Linked DNA regions of Homo sapiens: region 2 is linked to region 1. A link is a contact called in ENCODE Hi-C data. All regions are on one chromosome and are shown on one strand. The core of a region is the stretch at or near the end of the contact, and the rest is flanking DNA. Distances in the headings are between cores, read along the strand shown.

Region 1 (2,961 bases), core at 4-2,503:
TGGAGTCATTCTGTCTGAGGTCACATTGTGGATTTGCCATTTACTACTGGCTGGGTTATTCCAGGTGCATTACTCAACATCTCTGTACTTCAGTTTTCTATCTGTAAACGGACTTTCTACTAATAGCTAACTGCTTACAGACTGTTTATCATGATTTTACATACAATATTCAACTTCCCCCTCCAATAATCAATGAGTGACATTATTATTCTCATTCTACTGCTGAGGATCCAGAAGCACATTCACCCATTCCACAAATATTTACCGTGCACCTGCAATGTGCCAGGCATGTTCATGGGTGAACACAGCAAAATCTTTGCCTCTGTGCAGCTTCAGTCTGGGGTTCACAGGAAAAGGAGAAAGATGATAAACAAGAGATACGTACATTACAGGGTAATTATAAAGGGATACCCGCTATACAAGAAAACAGAGCAGGATAACAGAGATAGGAAGTTGGGATTTTAAGTAAGGCAGCCAGAACAGACCTCACCAAGAAGGCAATATCTGAGCAAGGATGTTAAGGGAGCCGGGGGCAACCTAGAATCCACCAGTGGGGAGAGTAAGGCGACTCGGAGAAAGGCGAGGGGCTAATGCATCCGTTCTAATAACTCTGACTTTAACTCGGGGCTAGATGGGGAAACACTGGACAGTTCTACCCCGAGGTGTGACAGAACTTGACCTTCATTTTAAATCGGTCCATCTGTTTAGGCTAGTGAGAAAAAACAATATTTGAACTCGGGCAGTCCAGCTCAGGAGTCTGTGCTGTCGGGATTAAAGAATCAGTCGACACCCCCAGGGCTGAGCCCCGCAGCAAGCGCCCCGCGGGTGCTGGCCCCCAGACTGTGGTTACCGCCATCCTTTCACTTAAACTCCGCCCCGATTACTCCCCCGCTCCAGGGCTCCGCATCCACTCTGCCGGGTCTCCACGAAGCGCTTCCCGGGCTACACATTGCGTAACTTCGGCAGCCGGGCGGAGCCTGCACAGAGGCGGAGCCGCGGCAGCCGGAGAGAACGCCCCAGCAATAGTCGCTAGGAGGAAGCCCCAGGAGCCCTTGCCGCCCACGGAACGCGCCTGCGTAATCCGGGTCCAGGCCGCCGACATTCCAGGACCGCCTTCCGCCCCGCCCCCAATTCTGGGGCGGAGTCCTCGGCCGCGCCGGCGCAAAGCGTCGCCGCACCCCACGCCTGCGCGCTTCGCCCGCCCGGCCCCATCCCCCCAGGTTTTTCGCGTGGGGGAGGGGGCACGTCTCGGCGAGTCACGATGATGGCGGCCACCATCCTGTGGTGAGCTAGCGGATTCCCTGCTTGTCTCGCCGACCCCCTCGCGCCTTCTGCAGACTCCGTGGCTGGCGCTCGGCGCGTGAGGAAGCACGGCGGCCCGAGTTCGCGGGGAAGGCCGCAGTCGCGGAGGCAGCGGCGCGGTCCGGGGCACGGGCTGGGGGAGAGGCCGCTCCGCTGGGCGAATGTGACAAGCCCCCACCCCCACCGCCTTCCTCCCCAGAGCGCGAGGAGCGCGGGCGACCCCGGGGCCCCGCCAGGCCACAGACCCCGCCCAGCGGCCAGCACCCGGCGCAGGCCCGGCAGCCGAGCTGCGCGGCGGCACCATGCAGGTCACCCTGAAGACCCTCCAGCAGCAGACCTTCAAGATAGACATTGACCCCGAGGAGACGGTATGCGCGCGGGCCGGGGGCAGGGGCAGCCGCGTGCGGGCCGCGGGGAGCGCCAGGAGCTCGTGGGGCCGGGCGGCGCGCTCCAGCGGGGGAAGCCCCGGAGGGCGCGATGAGGGCCCTGGGTCCTGGTGCCGGCCCTGGCGGCGTACAGCGGAGCCGATCCTCCTGTCTTGGCCGTGGGCTTTGTGGCAGGAGAATGGGGAAGCAGTGGCCGGACGCCGAAGGCCTGGTGGCAGATGGCGTGGAGCGCACGCCCGCGGGCCTGGGCCTAGGAGCTCGTGCTAGCGGGGCCGGAGGGGGATGGGAAGGTCCAGGCCGTCTCAGCCGTAGAGCCTGGCTTTCTGGTATGGGTGCACAGGTGGGGGAGGGAGACGTAGGCGTCGCCACTACCCCTGTGTGGACCTGGTTAGCCGCTTAGTTCCCAGAGTTGGTAACCCGAGAAGATGAGCCTTAAGAAAAAAAAAAGTATCAGGTTCCGTTTGCCGCCGAGAGGTGAGTGGTGGTGAAAATGAATTTGCCCCTTTCCCCTCAGAATTGTTTACCCTTTTATTTGCAAATGAATCGTTCTGCTGCCTTCCTCCCGCCACCAAACCCACACCCTTGCGTAGATTGCACTTTGAGGCCTCTTTGGTGATGGTTTTAGCTGTTAGAGCTCTTCACAGCCATCCAGGCTCAAACTAAACTTCAGATTTAACGGGTTTTCTGTGTTAGAAATCTTGGAATTGTAGGAGTTGGAACGCTGCAGCCACCCTCCCCCGATGCCCCAAACAGTAGCAGTTCAAGGGGGAAAAAAGAAAAAAAAAACAAAAAACAACAACTTTGAATCCTTTCTGCAGTTAAAGCCTTAAACATTTCAGAAGTCCACATTATACATTTTTCTGTATTTGTGACTGCATAAAGAGACACTGTTGAGGTCAGTACAACTTTATGCCAAGAATCTAAAAACGCTGTGAGTGTAAATTTACTGCTTATGTTCGGAAATACACCGCCAAGATTGTCATAATACTAAGTTTAAACCAGCAGCTTTCTGCCCAACTCTATTTTTAAAAGTAGTTGATTCTATTTTGGGTGGAGATCAGGGGCTTTGGTGTTAAGTAGACCTGAGTTCCATTTGTGGTTTTGTAACTTATTTGCTATGACCTTGGGCAAATTACGGTTAGTTTCATTCTCTGTATAATAGGGATAATACCTGCCTTGCAGAGATGTGAAGATTAGATGGTATGTATTTACTTGGTGGTCAGTAAATGGAATCGATTATTTAAACAATGGATTCCTTTGAGTGGAGATACAG
Region 2 (2,816 bases), core at 131-2,630, 4.2 Mb after region 1:
CATCTGAGGGTCACCGCCTATTCGTGACCTTTCGGCTGATTACTAGAGTGTCACAAAAAGGCACCTTCTCCCCCTTCCCGAAAGCTCCATTTCTATAACTCAACCAGCCGTCGGGGACCCGGGGCCAGGCGGGGTCAGACGGGACGGGCGGACACTGCCCGTCACCCCGGGGCTCCGGCCCTCCCGCCAGCCGAGGCTCAGTGGGCAGGGGGCTGGGCTCCCCCGACCCCGGGCCAGGGCGGATCGCGGGCAGAGGTGGCTCCGCCCGGGGCTCCGGTTTCAATTTCGCAACGTGACGGTGCAAACCTGAGGCCTACAAACGCCAGCGGCGACGGTCCGCGCCCCGCCCGTCCGCCAGGCCCGGGCTCCCCAGCTCCCCGTACGCCGCGGCCGCCGCCCGCCCACCGGGCCTGGCGCCCCAGCCCTCATGCGGCCGCCGGCCCCCGGCACCGCGCGGCGCCCGTTCCGGCTCGCGGCCGCAGGTTCGGCCGCGGCACTTACTCAGCTCATCCTGGGAGGCGGAGGCGGCGGCCGCAGCCATGTTGCGCCGGGGAGGGAACGAGGGAGGGGCTGGGGGGGCAGGGCGCGGCCGGGGGGCTCGCGGCTCGCGGTGCGGCAGGGGCCGCGAGCCGCCTCCGTTCACTCGGCGCGGACCGCGCTGTGCCCCGAGGCCCGCCCGCCGCCGCCGCCTGCGTCCTCCGCGTCGCGAGCGTCGCCCTTCGCTGCCCCCGCGAGCTCGCGACTCGGGCGCTCCCGCAGCCTCGCGCCTCTGCGGAGCCGCTGCCGCTGCCGCCGCCGCCGTCTGTGCGGCCGAATCCCCGTGCGCCAGGCCCGCGCGGCGGCTCTGCGACTCCGCGCCGCGCTCGCCCAACTCACGCCGGTTTTATATTTAGAAAGAGCTGAGCCATCCTCCCAGCGGCCCCCCCGCCGGGCCCCTCGCGCGCCCGCCCGCCCTCGCTCGCTCGCGGCTCGTCCTGCCCACCTGTCGCCGCCCGCCCCGCGTGCGCTCCCCGCGCGGACTCGACACGCGGCGGCCTGTGCGGGCGGCCCGGCCTAACCGCGCCGCCGCGCGCGCAGGGCCAGTCCCCCGCGGCCCGGGGGCGGGCCTCTGACCTGAGTCGGAGCCGGTCTCCATGCCGCGGACGCTGCGCTCGGCGCCGCGAGGTGAGGGCTGTAGAGCGAGGCGTTCGGCGGGCCGGGCCCCGGGGAGCCGCGCGCCGCAGTCCGTGAGGGGCTGGGCCGAGCGGGCCCGGGCTGCCCTAGCGGCCGGGGGAAATCCTCGAGGCGGGGCCGGAGCGCCCTTTTCCGAGGTCTGCGGCTGTCACGTTGGCTGGGCCCGACCTGGGGAAACACGCCTGTCCAAAGGAAGAGACGTGGACTCAGAAAAGTAGAGCCGGGCTCGGAGTCGGCGGGAGGAAGCCCCGCCCTGCGCCTCCCGCCGAACTTCTCGGCCCCGGCGCTGACTCAGTCCCGGACGAGCCCCTGCGCCGCAGCGGCCCCCGACAGCCCAGTTCTGGTGTGGAGGTGGCTGGTGCTCCCAAAACGGCTAGCGGGAGCAGGGGGTCCACTCAGCCCTGCAAAAGTTAGATAAGGCAAGATTCCTAAAGTTCACATGGAAGTATCTATGCCTATGTGAGCTCTGAGATTTTGTTCAGATACCCTATGTTCTTTTCGGTAACTAGAGTGATTTATTTTCGATATGCTGATTTTAACTTTCTGCCTTCGCTTTGTCCGTGAGGTCATGTACACTTGCAAAATGAAATTCAAATTCAGGGGTTGCATAATTGCTGTACTTTAAGTGATGGTACTGTCATAACAAATTAGATACAAGATCAGATACTTTTTTTATATAAGAAGAAATCAAGTCTTAAATAGATTGAAATTGCATTTATTCCTTAAAGCAGAAATCTATAAAGCCCTAAGTAATGTCTTAAAAATGGAATATATGTCATTCCTGTTGTAACATAGGCCAAGTACAAGGTACAACACTGAAGACATTTTTATTTCCTTTATTGTTTTTGTTATAGAAATTATACATGATCTTGGGCCGGGCGCGGTGGCTCACGCCTGTAATCCCAGCTCTTTCGGAGGCTTAGGCGGGTGGATCACGAGGTCAGGAGTTCGAGACCAGCCTGGCCAACATGGTGAAACCCTGTCTCTAATTAAAAAATACAAAAATTAGCTGGGCGTGGAGGCGCGCGCCTGTAATCCCAACTACTCGGGAGGCTGAGGTAGGAGAATCGCTTGAACCCGGGAGGCGGAGCTTGCAGTGAGCCGAGATCGCACCACTGCACTCCAGCCTGGGGGACAGAGCGAGACTCCGTCTCAAAAAGAAAAAAAAAAGAAAAATTATACATAATTTTTGTAAAAAAAAAATGCAAATGATTTGGAGTATCATAAAATTAAAAGTGAAAGTCCTTCCTCCTAGCCCCACCATCCCACTCTGCAGAGAAATTATGACTAACAGTTACAGTTAAGTGTGCAGAAGACCTTTTCTCTGGACATATATATACAGCCCCATGTATGGCTTTGATGGGGACAGGTTTCTACAATAAAGTTCTGGATCAATTATTCCTTCACACACATTGTTCCATGTTAATTCAAAACACTGCACTACCATCACCCTTTTTTGTTTGTAACTTCATACTACACTAAGTTAACCAACCCCTTTTTTCATGTATGCTCCTCTTTTATTTGATGTTGCCTCCAAAATAAATACACAATGAACTACTTACAAACAATAGAGAGGTGTATACAGGTCTTCTCCCAACTGCATACCCACCATCCCCCCTCATCCCACTCATGCCCATAAATAA

The links. Hi-C counts contacts between places; a loop is a spot of excess contacts on that map. Pooled maps may share reads with other maps.
Region 2: a loop to region 1 is called in a map of naive thymus-derived CD4-positive, alpha-beta T cell, with 27 times the contacts of the local background. The contact joins the promoter of ECPAS here to the promoter of RAD23B in region 1. A Hi-C loop is called at or near these places in 2 of 168 maps with a recorded cell type or tissue (CD4-positive, alpha-beta memory T cell and naive thymus-derived CD4-positive, alpha-beta T cell), 2 of 37 single-sample maps with no recorded cell type and 9 of 50 pooled maps.

What each region holds. Positions count from the first base shown.
Region 1 is chr9:107,282,026-107,284,986 of GRCh38, forward strand. It overlaps RAD23B (RAD23 nucleotide excision repair protein B), which reads left to right and starts at 1,254. Exons shown (of 10, transcript NM_002874.5): 1 at 1,254-1,670. The coding sequence starts at 1,605. RefSeq lists an enhancer at 583-742 and a silencer at 1,233-1,792.
Region 2 is chr9:111,483,003-111,485,818 of GRCh38, forward strand. ECPAS (Ecm29 proteasome adaptor and scaffold) reads right to left here and starts at 1,381. Exons shown (of 50, transcript NM_001364929.1): 1 at 1,114-1,381. RefSeq lists silencers at 11-430, 701-820, 941-1,480.